Linked DNA regions of Homo sapiens: regions 1, 3 and 4 are each linked to region 2. Evidence: chromatin contacts called from ENCODE Hi-C data. All regions are on one chromosome and are shown on one strand. Each heading gives the region's core, a stretch centred on a gene start or an enhancer-like site at or near the end of the contact. The rest is flanking DNA. Distances are from core to core; before and after follow the strand shown.

Region 1 (3,609 bases), core at 562-3,061, 670 kb before region 2:
TGTTAATTTTATTCCAATTGATCTAAAGGTTCAAAGTGATACCAATTGAAATCCCAGCAAGATTGTGTTAGTGTGTTTGTGTGTATATATATAAATAGGTATGCTGATTCCAAAATTTCTGTGAAAGTGTAAACATCAAGAATAGCCAATGCAGTCTTAAAAGAACAAAATGGGTAGGCTTATTTCATGGGACATTTAGACTTATAAGCCCACAGTAATCCAGACATTGTGATAATGGCACAGGGAGAGAAAAATAGGCTAACAGAACAGAATAGAGAATTCAGGAACAGTCTTATGCACATATCGACTACTTGATTTACGACAATGTTAGCATTGCAGAAGAGTATGTGTGTGTGTGTAGGGGGGTGGTGGTGGTGGTGGTGATCTTTTCAATAAAGAGTGCTGGTCAGTTGGATATCCAGATGAAAAAAATGGACACAGGACAATGGAAATTTTTTTCTGATGAGGTGTGGCATTGTATTTCTAGAAACAATGACTGCTGAAATTTATTTGGAAGTTCTTTCCTTTCTGAGCTATAATTTCCCTCTGTTGTTCCCAAGCCTTCAGTGAATGCCTGTTTCCCACACCTATCTTTTGTTAATGCATCTTTCTTATGGTCCTAGTTCTAGGCCAGGACCAGCAAAGCCCAAGCAGCAGTTGAGAACTAAGTTCTAAGCTAGCTCCTGAGTGGGCAGGAAGCTCAAGTCCTTTTCTCCCAATGGCATCCTATATCCTGGTGCCACACAAGAATGCCATTCTGGCTGACTTCGCCTCCTGGCCTCTCCCAGTCAGACATACCTGGAGCAGTCAGTGAGCAGTGAGATTGCTAGGGGAGATTGCTAGTGTAGACAATTCTTGCATGAAAAGGGGGATGGGGGTGCAACAGTCTAGCAACCAGCAAGTGATATCAAGAACTAGAGGGTTTTTTTTTTTTTTTTGGTTGGGGAGGAACCCCATTTCACAGTCACCTTTCTGACCCACCATCAGAGCCATCCCATTCCAATCTCATTTTCTTCCTTTCCTCACTCCAAGAGACCGTGACTGTGGGCAGATCCTAGACCCCTCTTCAGAGCTTCGGGCTCTAGGCATTCCTGCGGCCCTCCCCTCCCTATCATTAAAAGGGGTGGGGTCCTGCTGCCTTCTCCAAGTGGTTTCAGCTCTGGATCCTTTGGGGGCAACGGAGCCCACCCGCCTGGAGCTCCATTACTGATGCTGCAAGTTTTTGACTCAGTTTCCCCATATGTGAGTGAGAGTTTAAGCGCGGCAATCTCCAGGGGGGGCTGTCAAGCTGACTCAGATCAGTGAGACGAGGAGGGGGCGGGCATGCTAAGAGCATCCTCCGGCGCTGGCCTGCGTCCCCCCAGGTAAGGCAGCACCCATCTCCAAAGTGGTCCTGTCACCACCTTCCTCTTCCCCCCGCACCCACGCCGCGGGGCGGGGACTAGCGCCGCCTCAAATATTTAGGGCAAGGGAGTGTCCCACTTCTGGGGAGGGGTGCCGTTCGGGCTTCTCTCCTCACCGTGGGTGGCGAAAGGCGGGACGGAAAAGCGCCGTCTGGACAGGCGCGCCCCCCTCAGGGATGCAGGGCCGGGCGGGGGACCCGGCGGCGGCCCAGCCCGGAGGAAGGACCTCCACGCCCCGGCCCGGGCCCCCGGGCCCCCGGCCCTAGGCAGCGCCCGAGGCCGGAACAATAGCGCGCGCGGGCGGGGCGGGGGCGGGGGCGGGGCGCTCCTCTGGGCACCGCCCCCGGCCCGCCCCCCGCGCTCGCAGTCCCGCTCGCACACTGGCTCCCACCCGCCGCCCGCCCAGGCACTGCCCGCGGGAGCCGCCGCCGCCGCCGCCGCGCCCGCCATGGACGTCCGCCTGTACCCCTCGGCGCCCGCGGTGGGCGCGCGGCCCGGGGCCGAGCCGGCCGGCCTGGCGCACCTGGACTATTACCACGGCGGCAAGGTAGGCGGGGGCGGGCGGGGGTCCCCGGCGGGCGGGGCCGGAGTCACCTGGCAGCTCGGGACTCAGGCGCTCCCGGGGTCACACGGGGCCGCGCACATCAGCCCCGCCGACGGGCACGGGCGGCTCACATCGATCCCCTCGCGGCCACGCTCACGCCCTGAGTTGTTGGGATCGCGGGCAGAAGTCATCCCGACAGCCACCCGTGCGACGACACAGTGGCCCCTCACTCGCGTCCCCCTGACAGCCTCGCAGTCATTCACAAGCCGTCACAGTGACCCACAGCCACACGCAGGCGGCCAGGCACTGCTTACACGGTCCCGCCGTCCCACGCAAGTCACCCTGACAGTCACTTATACACAACGACACGCAACCACTCACCCGCAAACAGCCTCACCGCCACAGACGAGTCACCCACAGACGCTCCGATGCCCCACACACCGTGACATGCCCCCACCCGCTGTCACACCCAGGCACAACGGGGGACAGTCACACAAAGAAGTCGCCCGACAGTCACACTCTCGCAGCCACAACGCCTCACCCAGGCGCACGCTGTCACACACAGCCACCCCCCTGGACGGTGAGCCTCAGACACAGATCGTCCTGACGGCCACACAGTCACACGCGGTCACACCCAGGGACGGCCACACCTCGGTCATCCACACTCGCGCGTCGAGGTTTAACTTCTCAGCGCCGCAGCACACTAATTGGGCAGTTTACTAATTGGCCGTCACTGCCTGGCGGGGCCTCGGATTCCGAGTAGGCTGCGGCCAATCGAGGCCTGTGTCCTCCCGGGAGCGGTGAGCCGGCGTCCCTCCAGGCTGGGGCTGTAGTGCCGGACACCCTCCCTCCTCCATGTTTCCAGGATCTATCCCCCCACCCCAGCCAGGTCCCAGCTGCGCTGCGCCGGGCGCATTCCCAGTGATGGAGGCTTGCGTGCCTGGAACCCCGAACCCGAGGCGTCAGGTCCCACTGCCGGGTCTGGCCCAGCCTGGATGGGTTGGGTGCCTCTAAGCAGTCCGCGTCCCCTTCGGTCGCCGGAGAGGGAACTTTCAAACTTAGTTAGGAAGCCAGACTGTCCGCGCGTCCGCCAGTCGGTGCGTCGGTCCCGGGCCGGCTGGAGCCAAGCGCGGGTTTTCGTCACTCGGAGCCCGGATTGAACAGCGCGCGTGGGTTTCCCGCAGCCCTGGCGCAGACGCGTGGGCTCCGTGGCGATGCGGGGTGAGTGCGCGTCCAGTGGCTGGATCGGCGCCCCCCAGGGTCTCTCCCCAACCTCGCAGGCTTTTCGTCAGGCCCCTGGTAGTGGGGATGAGGCAGGAGAGAGGCGTCCCGGCGCGGATCCCGGGGCCTCCCGGGCTGGGCCTCCCTGAGTGCGCCCTCAGGCCCCAGGGGAGCGGCTTCTGGCAAAGCCTCCCTGCAGTTCGCCAGGGGCAGCAAGCATCCAGGCCACTAGGGCCTGCGCGATGTGGGGCGGTGGTGGGCGACAAGTGAGGTCTCGCGAAGAGTGGCGGTGGTTCTCTTTTGTCCAGTGACCTGCAAAGTTAGAAGCCGATGAGGGGGGATGGTAGCCTCAGGAGAAGGCCGGGAGCTGCCTCCAGTCTGATGGAGGAAAATAGATTAAAAGTAGCAAGTGGAGTTTTCAGGGAGGAGAAGGTTGGGTGT
Region 2 (3,593 bases), core at 524-3,023:
AACCACAAATTACCACAGCCTCTTCCTTACCTATAGAGAGCCGCTTTCCCAGTAAAGCTCCGGTCCTACCTTCCCATCACCATCAAAGTGGCATTGAAACAGATCAGATCTGCTCCTTTTGAGGGAGTTAGTTGAAGCCCAGTCTTGCTTCAGGCCACACAGGATTTGGGTAGCAAAGCAAGGAAAGCAGCCTCTCTGACCTAGTGGCCTGAGTGTTTCCTTTCCCAGGCTGGCTGCGGCAACCACTTTGAGAAATGGCATTGGCATTGGCATGTGTGTGGCATGTGTGCTGACCTAGTTAGGAGTTGAGGCTTCATTTCTAATTCTGTCCCTTTCGTTTTGAGCTGTGTGACCTTGGGCATGTCACCTAACTTCTCTGTATATGTCTTCTTATCCAGGAAGGAGAGATTAATAATGTAGCCTCATAGCACTTATCTGATTCTCCTAAGGATGTTATGAGAATCAAATGAGATTATGTACAACGAGAGCAAACATTTATTCAATACTTAGTATGTACCAAATACTTTCAGTTTCCTTACATGTGTTTTTTAATTCTCACAATCCTAAAACAGAGGCACTAGTATCCCACTTGACAGTTAAAAAAACTGAAGTTCAGAGAAATTAAGTCAGACAGGACTCAGATCCACATCTGTGGCTCCCAAATGATGTTCCTAACCACTATGCATGTCACTCGCTCCCCATTGTACACGAAAGTAGAGAGATGTTCTTTGTCTTTACCATCAAGCACTCTCCAAATGCAAGAAATGATCTCTCGTAACCACTGCTGTTCCATGTTGGTCCCTAAGGACACTTATAGCCTGTTACTTGTTTGTCTTATCTTGTAGTTTATGCTGCTGCTTTTCATGTCCCTAAGGACTTGTTCAGTGAATTCTTTTGGTTTTACTCCCAGAGAATCTGTTCATCTCCTTCATAAAGGGGGTTAAAGGTGCCCAGCTGAGCCTGGCATCTTGGGCAGTGGCCTCTGACTTCTCCAGGGTTCTTCCTTCCCTCAAGCATGTAGTTGGGTAGCTTGTAGTAAAATGCTCTATAATGCATTTGTTTATAAGTTCCCCAGTCACTGATTTTTACTCATTGAATCTCAGAAGTGGAAAGCACCAAAGCCAGCATTTTGTTGATAGGGAAACTGAGGTCCAGAGAGGGATGTGACTTGCTTGAGGTCATTCATTCAGTTGAAGGCCTGACCAAGACTGGAACCCAGTTTCCCAGGGGACACACCAGTGCTGTTTCCAAGCCTTCCCCGGGGGCACACATCACCTCCCCTACATGAAGGACAAACTCATGTACTGTGCCCAGCATGTACCTAGGAGACCTGGGAGAAATGAAACAACTTGGAAAATTGGGCAGGAAGAAAGAGATGGGTGTGGGGTGGGGTGAAGATCTCCACCCTAACTAGTATATTATATACCAAAGAAAGGAATTAAACACACAGGAAAGCAGACAACCCACTAAGAAGCAAAGGAATTTACCCAGGAACCCTGGCTCAGTGAGTGGATAGGAAGCCTTTTGTCACTAAAGCTGCAGGGTTGAAAATTGAAGGAAGGATATTAGGCAAGCGTGGTGGCCTGGGATGCAGTTACAGCCCCCTGGCTCATTGTCCAAAGGAAATGGATCTCTCCTGTGGACAGAGAGGTGGAAACTGAGTGAGTGAGTTGTGTGGTTGACATCATCAGGCTGAGCATTGGATTACAACAAATGGGGACTTACTTGGCCCGAGACATGGGAAACACCCACTAAAACCTCAAAGTGCTTTTCATTTAGGAGACACGGGGAAGAGACAGAGAGGAGGGTAAAGTGAGAATCCTGCCCGCACCACAGGTCTGGACTGCTAACCTTGAATCCTGGTTTCTTAAATTCTGCCTCCGCTTCTGACTGAGGACCACTGGATTTTGAGGAAACTTTGGTCTTGTAAGTAGAACTTTACTCTCCTCCCCTGCCCAACACCCCCAGGGAGAAGCAGAGCTTGGAGGCAGAGCTCTCTGGAGAGCTTGCTTTCCAGCCTGTTGGCCACAAAATGTCTATTTTTATATAATGATATATGTGAGCTTGCTCTGAAAATTATGGCCTTGTCTGAAACTGCCTAAGGCTAGTCGGAGCCTCCAGTCTCACAAATGGGCTCCATTCAGATGCTGTTTCATTTTTACTCAAAGAACTTTGACAGAGTATTCAGAGCTTTAAAAGCAGCTCCTTGCTCCAAATATAGGTGAAGAAATAAATCTTCCCTAAGAAATTCGTGTTTGTAAAACCCTTTCTTTTTTTCTGATTACAAAGGTGGTATAATAATTTTTAAACATTCTAGAAAGAAAAGTCTCCGAAAGTAGTGAAAATTCCCTATTATCTTCCCCCTCAGGAACATGGTTGTTGTGTTAAATTTCAGTTACAGATATGGTCAGACTCCATGAATTTACCACATATAAACCCAGTGCTGCAGCAGCTGTGTGGAAAACTCCAAGATGGAAAGGGGTTGGAAATCTTTAACCTTGGGTTTGCGATCTTTTTATTGCTTCCTTTTAAAAATTTGCTGTTTATGCCTGGAATATAAACAGGACATGTAAGCCTTTAGGCATTTTATTTGTTGGTATCTGTTTTCAGGGTTTGAAACTAAGCAAGCTACTCTGTAGAGAGGGAAAGAGGGGGCCCTTGCTGTACCCAGGTCCCTTACTTGGTGGGTCCCTGAACTGAGGAGGATTCCTAGGTGGCTTGAGATGGCTTGCAGTGTGCTAACAGGGGAGGTGTCCCCTCTTAGCAGGTTAAGTATATTTGAAAAGTTACAGCTAACGGGAAGATTTCAGCTTCAACAAAAAGCTACCATATATTAGAAGGGTCACCCAAGGAAACTGTCACCTTGGGCAAGTGTTTCACACTCTCTGGGTCTTGTTTCTTTATTTGTACCTAATGAGGGGACAAAACTAGATGATCTCTGTATTTCCAAATTCAGTATGAAATGAACTGTCCATATTTCTTTTCCCTTTGTATTGGGCCCTTATGGCTTTAGGAGCAAAGGACCCTAGGTTTTCAGTTTCCCAGAGTAGCTAAAAACGGGTGCCTGTAGGACAGTTAAAAGAAGACATAAAACAGGCAACATTAAGTTACTTCTGAGTTTTTATGGGTCTTTTTCAGATTAGGTGTTCTTGAAGAAAGAGAAAGAAAAAGTCTCAGTGGTAACTGTATGTGCACACGCATACACTAGCACATACACTTGGGGAGAGAGGAAAGAAGGAATTGGCATTATTGAGTATCTCTTAAGCACTAGGCCCTATGTTATGCTCAACCCTTTACAGAGCACTAGATGGTCAGTATTATTCCCTAACCCCATTGACTGAGGACAACCATCTACTTATATGTTTTCATATTATCCTGAACTAAACTGTATTTACATAATTACTGGCATAACTTCAATTCCCCATGTCTCCACTAGACCATCTGCACCTTCTCTGCGTGTCTGTCTAGCCCATCACTATGCCCCACTGCCTAGTAGAAAGCCTGGCACATAGGTACAAAGGAGACACAACTTAATTTAAACTTAAAGCCCGCCATCCTAGTTCCTCATTTGGCAAGAAAGAGGGAGAAGAAGG
Region 3 (3,590 bases), core at 482-2,981, 890 kb after region 2:
GGAGCTGAATAGGGCCCGGAAGAAAGCTGTTGGCAGCAGTGCCTGGGGCTGAATGTACAGTAGCCAGCTGGGTCCACGGGCTAAAAACTGGCTGCTCACCCCAGTGTTCTCTTTGTGCCCTAGACTGGGTTTCACTAGCCTGTTATGGGCTGTGTTCCCACCTGGCTCCTGCCCTCATTGTTGACTGAGCTCAGAGTAAATAGCCCTGGCCCCTCCCAATAACGTCCCCAGTCCCCAAGTTGAGCATGAGAAGCTGGGGGAGGTGTTCTCAGCATCCATTTTGGGGACAGTGGCCAGATGTACTCACATCACCAAACCCTACTCACCTGTCACTATCATCCCAGTGTTCACTGCCCCAGGGCCCCTCTAGCCTCCAGCAGCAAAGACCTCCTGGGGCTTCTAGAACCTCAGATCATTGGAGCAGGAAGCACTTCTTGTCTAACTCCCTGGGTAACTCTGTTTTGGCACTTAACCCCCTGGATTCTAAAGCTTCATTTATACTTATTGGTCTCCTTCGTCACAGGAGACACTTATCTGTGGAGCACTCATGGCCATGTATCCAGTACCTATCATGGGTCAGGCCTGGAGTCCCTGTGTCAATCAGTGTGGATCTACTCTCAATGCTCCCAGTGAGTACATGGTTGTTCCGTGGCAGGAACGTTGCATTTGTGTTCTCACTGAAGTCCCATATAGGTGTCATTTTCACTGATGATGTGGCAGCTCAGATCCAGGAAAGGATTCATTCCAGGGCCCTCAGGTGGGAAGTGGTGGAGGTGGGAGTCAGACCCCAGACCCTGTCACCCCTTCAAGACCAGTGCTGGAGGGCCCCTTTTGACGACTTTCTCTTCACCAAGCGTCTTGCCCTGCATATGTCACACAGTAGGCACCCAGTGAATATTTACGACGGAATGGAAAAAACAAGGGCCTGGAGGGAGAGACCTGGGTTCAAAACCTTATTTGTACAGCTTTGCAGGGGACCTTGTGGTGGAGGTGCGGTCCTAAATCCCTAAACACTCAGTTCCTTTGTCATATACAGCTGATAACAGTAACTCCCCGGTCAGAGGACCGGCGACAATTCCTTGAGACAAGGAGCACAGAGCCTGGCACAGTCAGCCCTGATCAGGGGCCGGTAGGACAAAGAGAGGGAGACAGAAACACACACCCAAACGGCTTGAGACTGCTAGGTGCTTCACCTTCCTGGGCCTGTTTCTGATGAGGAGGGTTTGTTTATTAATAATAAGTGCTATTTCTGTAGCCCCTACTATGTGCTCTGTATCACTACCCTAGCCCTCCATCAAGAGGGATCTGCCCTCTCATCTGGCTGACCCCAAATCGAACCCTTTAACCCGCATGCTCTACTGCCTCCCTGCGGGCCCTGCCTTATCCTCCTCAACCGCCCACTGGGGACACTCTGGAGAAACCTCGGAGTCTTGGAATAGAAACCCAGGAGCCCTGAGCCTTGGCCCTCAGGCCCCAGGAGGGAGGTCAGGAGGGAGGCGTGGACAAGGGTCCGGCCGTAGCTGGTCCCGTCCTGGAAGCTGCTTAAGTTCCTGGTTCCCACCGGGGCCAAGAGTGATACCTGATCCTGGGGGATTGTGAAATGACCTCATGTGGCAGCCCGCCCGCGGTGCCCGCAAAGCCCTCCACCCTCCCCTTCCCCGCTCGGCTCCACCCCTACCCCACGCCCCCTCCCGCGCGCGCGGTTAAATCCCCGCACCTGAGCATCGGCTCACACCTGCACCCCGCCCGGGCATAGCACCATGCCTGCTTGTCGCCTAGGCCCGCTAGCCGCCGCCCTCCTCCTCAGCCTGCTGCTGTTCGGCTTCACCCTAGTCTCAGGTGAGTGGGGCGGGGAGAGGCCCGGCGCCTAGAGGGGCCGAGCCACGAGCGCCAGGATGGAGCCAGGCGGAGGCGTAGCCTCTGGAGGCTGGGGAAGTGGGAATTCCGGGGGCGGAAGTGGCGGGGACCCTTGGAGCCTAGGGTGTGGGGTCCAATGTGCTGGAGGTGGAGAGACCACTGATGGCTGCAATTTGGGAGGATTCTGTGCTGAACGCGGACACTCCGTGGCTGCAGTGGGCTGGGGGTGGGGGCTGCTCTGCCTCGACCTCGGAAGCTCCGAGACGCTCAGCTGTGCGGCGTCCCCTAGGGCTGAGATCTGAGGGCCCCGACGCCAAGGGTTAGGGAGCTCTCGTACTCCCAGGGGTCAGGGACTCCTGGTCTGGAAGAAGGAGTCTCTGGGGGCTGTAAGGGGACTCCTAGGGCCAGAGACTGAGAATTCCTTGGGGTTAAGGTTTGGAGCAGGAGGTGGGCATCCTCTGGGGCTGGCGCTACGCCCCACCCTCGACTGTCCCGGGCCTCCCCTCCCAGGCACAGGAGCAGAGAAGACTGGCGTGTGCCCCGAGCTCCAGGCTGACCAGAACTGCACGCAAGAGTGCGTCTCGGACAGCGAATGCGCCGACAACCTCAAGTGCTGCAGCGCGGGCTGTGCCACCTTCTGCTCTCTGCCCAATGGTAACCCCACGGCGGCCGAGCGGGAACGGGGCGGGGCCGCGCTGGGCTGGGAGGAGGTGGGAGGGCCCGGGTTCCGGGAACAGGGGCGCCCCCGGACCCGGGGACCCCCGGGAAAGTCAAGGCGGTTGAAACCAGATCCGTCAGTCCTCTCCCTCGCACGGCCCAGGGGTAGACAAAGGCGTCGTTGAAACGCAGCCAAGGGGGGGTCCCCACCCCTAGCTGGGATTCGAGTCTCTGGTGCATGACGGGCTTCCGGGCACGCACAGCCGGGACATTGTTCCCCGCGGCCTGGGGACCCGGGGCCGCAGTTTCCTTCTCGAACCGGCCGAAGCCTGCCCTGCGGGAAAGCCCGGAGCCTGGGGCGCTCACCTCTCCTCTTGGAGTCCCTCCCTGGGGGCCTCCCCCAGCCCTGGGGAAAGACTGGGAGAGCCTGGCCTGGCAAGATTTTCCCCAATTCCTCTGTCCAGGCGGAAAGGAACTTTACAGATTTAGGAAAATGCCCCGCTCATCTTAAAGATGTGTAAGGGAGCATCGGTGAGAAAAAAATGTTCTTGCCCAAGGTCACACCGCCATCCCATGGCTGCTGGAGTCATAGTGAGGGTTCAGCTTTTGCCTTTCAGGCCAACTGGCTGAGTGATTCGAAGAAAGTGAGGAATCCTCCCTGGACACTGTATCGCCCTTCGTCGTCTTTCAGTCAATCTCTTCCACTCTAAGGATTGAGTGAGCGCGAGCTGGGGACTCTCTCAAAGGTGCTTGCTGGAGCTGCAGTCTCCACCAGGCTATCAGAACAGGGGGTGGCTTAAACAGCATGGAATCTCAGCTTTCCGTTCTCCAGAGGAAAATGCTGAGGATTAGAGGCAGGGATAGGACCTGGAGAGAACCAAGGTACTGTAATGATGTTCTTTATCCAGAATACAGCCCCTGTGACTTTTCCTCTCTGTTATTTCCTTGAAGATGCCAGCACAGGCTGGGAAGGTTTGTAATACGGTGACCCAAGACACCGATCAGCAGGGAGGTGGTAAGTGGAGGGGGACTGGCAGCCCACCAAGGGCAGCTTCAAGGTCATGAGTCCCCTCCTC
Region 4 (3,618 bases), core at 45-2,544, 830 kb before region 2:
GAACTAGGCCAAGATGACTAATTATTAGACTCACTTTTGAAAGGTTACCATATACAGACATGCGCTGAGGTGGAGAGAGGAGAGTTTGGAAATCTGATTCATTCTGAAACCCCAATAGATGGAACTCTTGCTCAGTTTCTGAGCATAATGACTGTGAACATTCGGTTTAACGCAGCTGTCACCACAGGCAAGGTGCAAAACAAAATGTTTCGTACCAGCTCCTTGGAGTGTCATGGGGCAGCTCATGGCAGCCCTGGGGAGATCTCTGCTAGATGGTGAAGGGTGTGCAACGTGGGTGCTGGTGTTGGGGAATTGAGGGGACGCCAGACCTCAAATCTGGGATCTGAGTCTGAGGGATGGCTTTGCCACAAGTGGACCATGTGGCTTAGGTTAACTTCCTCCTTTCTTTGGGCCTTAGTTTCCTCATCTGGAAAATGAAGGGCTAGACCAGATGCTCTCCAAGAACTTCTCTAGTTTTGTTGTTCTATGGCCTTTGCTGGTGGTGTGACTTTGGATGTTACCTTCAGCTCCTGGGTTTTAGTTTCCTTTTGAGCATTTTAGAGTTCCCCAAGAGTGTTGGTTTATTTCACTCCCCATTTGCTGCCCCCACCAATGAAGTCTAGCGACTCGAAATCTCCTTCTCCAGACTCCACTGAGAACAAACCACCCTAGTTCCTTGCCCTGTGGGTCAGTGGTTTAATCTGGGGATGCGTGAGTCCCTTGGTCCTGTCTGGAGATGCATAAATCCACTGTGGCCCGATGTGGGGATTCCAAGTCCTTGAGGTCTAATCTGGGGATGCATGTGGTCCAGTACTCACAGACCCAAGGGGGCCTGAAGGCACCTGGACCCTTCAGGAAGTCCTGTCTCTGGGACTTACAAGGGAACATTCGTGAAGCTGGTATCAGGGCTGAACGTGGATTGGGGCTTTCTGAGGGCCAAGTGCAGGCACTCATTTCCTTCTCACATTATTCCCACCTCTGAGGGGCAGAGGGTCTAAGTAATTTTCCCAAGGCCACACAGGGAGCAAGGGGCAGAGGTGGCATGTGTGCCCAAGCCTGTTTGATTCAAACTGTCGTTAACTTTGGAAACTGACCCCACCATCTCATTTATTTCTCACAACAAATACATCCATTAACAGGTATCAAGGCTTAGAGGCTTCATAGCAAAACAGAGTGGAGACCTGGTAGGTAAGCAGGCAGCTTCCAGATTTCTCCACCCAGCCCCCACTTCCTGGCCAGGAACTGGAGGCAGGGAAGTTCCATTGCCCATATAGCTGCATGACTTTTCATTTGCCCGTTCCTGTGGTCAGACTCAGTGGTGTGAGACTTCCTGTGGTTGAGCCGAGTGATGCAAGAACGTCGCTGTGCAGGGCTGTGGTCCTACACCGTCCACTTTATTGGTTGTCTAAGACATCTTCAATGGTAAAATGGGAAAGGCATAGTTTTTGTCCTGAACGTTGTCCTTACACCTAAGCCAGACTTGATCAGATGCCACATGGGGCGTATCCTCCTGAGCATCCCACGTCTACCGCCTGCCTTGGATGTCTGACATCAAGTATGTAAGTGCTTGTGTCTGGACCTGAACTTCACTCCAAATAGCGGGGTTGGCTACAGGTCAGTTACCCATGTGAGATTATAGTGCCCTGACTGGTTATTCTTTTTTTTTCTTTTCTTTTCTTAAGACAGGGTCTAGCTCGGTTGCCCAGGCTGCCGTGCAGTGGTGTGATTGCTCTGCCTCCTGGGCTCAAGCCATCCCCCCACCTCAGCCTCCTGAGTAGCTTGAACTACAGGCATGCACCACTGTGCCAGCTAACTTTTGCATTTTAGTAGGGATGGGGTTTTGCTATGTTGGCCAGGCTGGTCTTGAACTCATGGCCTCAAGTGATCCACCCACCTTGGCCTCCCAAAGTGATGAGATTACAGGCGTGAGCCACTGTGCCTGGCCACCTGACTGGTTATTCTTATCAAGATGAGAACAGAACTGAAATTGAACATAAGCCACCATTAATTATCATCAGTAATGTATTTAAGAATATAAGGCATAATTTTAAGTTACACTAAAATAAATATAAATGGCTTGACACAAGTAAACGTTCTTGCTCAACCCTTGATACCCTCTAGGGATGGATCTGAAGATCCATCCCCTAGACACATGAATATGATTTTTCAAATCATTATTATTACAGTTTTATAGAGACAGGGTCTTACTCTGTTGCCTAGGCTGGAGTACAGTGGTGTGACCACGGCTTACTCCTGGGCTCGAACTCCTGGGCTCCAGAGATCCTCTGTATTCATCTGTTCTCGCACTGCTGTAAAGAAATACCTGAGACTGGGTAATTTATAAAGAAAAGAGGTTTAATTGCCACATGATTCTGCAGGCAATACAGATGCTGGCATCTGCTTGGCTTCTGAGGAGGCCTCAGAAAGCTTCCAGTCATGGTAGAAGGTGAAGGAGAAGCACACGCATCGCATGGCCAGAGTAGGAGTGAGTGGAAAATGGGGCACTGCTACACACTCTTTTTTTTTTTTTTTTTTGAGGCAGAGTCTTGCTCTGTCACCCAGGCTGGAGTGCAGTGGCGTGATCTCAGCTCACTGCAAGTTCCGCCTCCTGGGTTCACGCCATTCTCCTGCCTCAGCCTCCCAAGTAGCTGGGACTACAGGCGCACACCACCACGCCCGGCTAATTTTTTGTATTTTTGTAGTAGAGACGGGGTTTCACCGTGTTAGCCAGGATGTTCTTGATCTCCTGACCTCGTGATCTGCTTGCCTGGGCCTCCCAAAGTGCTGGGATTACAGGCGTGAGCCACCGCACCCGGCCTGCTACACATTTTTAAACAACCAGATCTTGCAATAACTCACTCACTCACACAACAATAACAGTACCAAGGGGATGTCGTTAAACCATTTGTGAAGGACCACCCTCATGATCTAGTCACCTCCCACCAGGCCCCACCTCCAACCCCAGGGATTACAATTCAACATGCTATTTAGGCGGGGACACAGATCCAAACAATATCTTCCTCTCACGTAGCTGGGACTAGAGGTGTGCGCCACCAAGCTCGGCCTCTGGTTTTTCAAATGATATCCCAAATCGGAGCTCCTCTCACCACTTCCACTTTGCCACTTTTATTCAAGCCACTAGCCAACAACGTGGGTTATGACAGAAACAGAAGCCTCCGCGCTCCTTTCCTCCTCCAAACTTGCTCACCTTGTAGGTGACTCTCTATGCTGCGGGATCTGTTAAGGCTTGAGTCAGATGGCAAAGTCTCTGCTCGAGGCCCTCCGATGGTTTCCCTTCCACCAGGAGTCAAAGCCCAAGTTCTTACCAGGGCCTCCGTGACCTCACTGGGTCTGCCCTGGTTCTTCTCTGGGCTCATCTCCTGCTGTTCTGCTTTTGCTCACTTCGTTCCAGCCTCTCTGGCCTCCGCGCTATTCCTTCAGGCACATTTCTGCTGTGTGGCTTTTGCACTTGCTTTTCCCTCTACCTGGAGAGCTCTTGCCCCAGATACCCATGAGTCTCCCTCTCTCCCCTCCTTCCGGTTTCTGCTCCATTCTCTCCATCCCAGAGAGGCTCTTCTTGACCACTCTACCTAAAATATCAGCTTCCTGCAATAAAAT

Evidence for each region. Hi-C counts contacts between places; a loop is a spot of excess contacts on that map. Pooled maps may share reads with other maps.
Region 1: a loop to region 2 is called in a map with no recorded cell type, with 4 times the contacts of the local background. The contact joins the promoter of TOX2 here to the promoter of PKIG in region 2. A Hi-C loop is called at or near these places in 2 of 37 single-sample maps with no recorded cell type and 2 of 50 pooled maps.
Region 3: a loop to region 2 is called in a map with no recorded cell type, with 5 times the contacts of the local background. The contact joins the promoter of WFDC2 here to the promoter of PKIG in region 2. A Hi-C loop is called at or near these places in 3 of 37 single-sample maps with no recorded cell type.
Region 4: a pooled map shows a loop between it and region 2 (6-fold over the local background). The contact joins the enhancer-like site here to the promoter of PKIG in region 2. A Hi-C loop is called at or near these places in 6 of 37 single-sample maps with no recorded cell type and 3 of 50 pooled maps.

The regions. Positions count from the first base shown.
Region 1 is chr20:43,913,041-43,916,649 of GRCh38, forward strand. It overlaps TOX2 (TOX high mobility group box family member 2), which reads left to right and starts at 1,812. Exons shown (of 9, transcript NM_001098797.2): 1 at 1,812-1,950. The coding sequence starts at 1,852. RefSeq lists silencers at 1,463-1,582, 1,683-1,782, 1,803-1,912, 1,963-2,052, 3,123-3,182 and 1 more and enhancers at 1,549-2,266, 2,267-2,984.
Region 2 is chr20:44,580,806-44,584,398 of GRCh38, forward strand. PKIG (cAMP-dependent protein kinase inhibitor gamma) reads left to right here and starts at 1,774. Exons shown (of 4, transcript NM_001281445.2): 1 at 1,774-1,926.
Region 3 is chr20:45,468,022-45,471,611 of GRCh38, forward strand. It overlaps WFDC2 (WAP four-disulfide core domain 2), which reads left to right and starts at 1,732. Exons shown (of 4, transcript NM_006103.4): 1 at 1,732-1,839; 2 at 2,368-2,511. The coding sequence starts at 1,761. RefSeq lists silencers at 2,397-2,586, 2,607-2,656.
Region 4 is chr20:43,751,374-43,754,991 of GRCh38, forward strand. All of the region lies in intron 1 of LOC101927200 (a long non-coding RNA gene), which reads left to right. Among named protein-coding and RNA genes, the nearest start is that of GTSF1L, 26 kb to the left of the region's middle. RefSeq lists enhancers at 90-289, 480-549, 1,050-1,129. Within about 2 kb of position 1,295, at least 3 of the 41 ENCODE cell types and tissues checked have a DNase peak (open chromatin) inside an H3K27ac peak, as active enhancers do.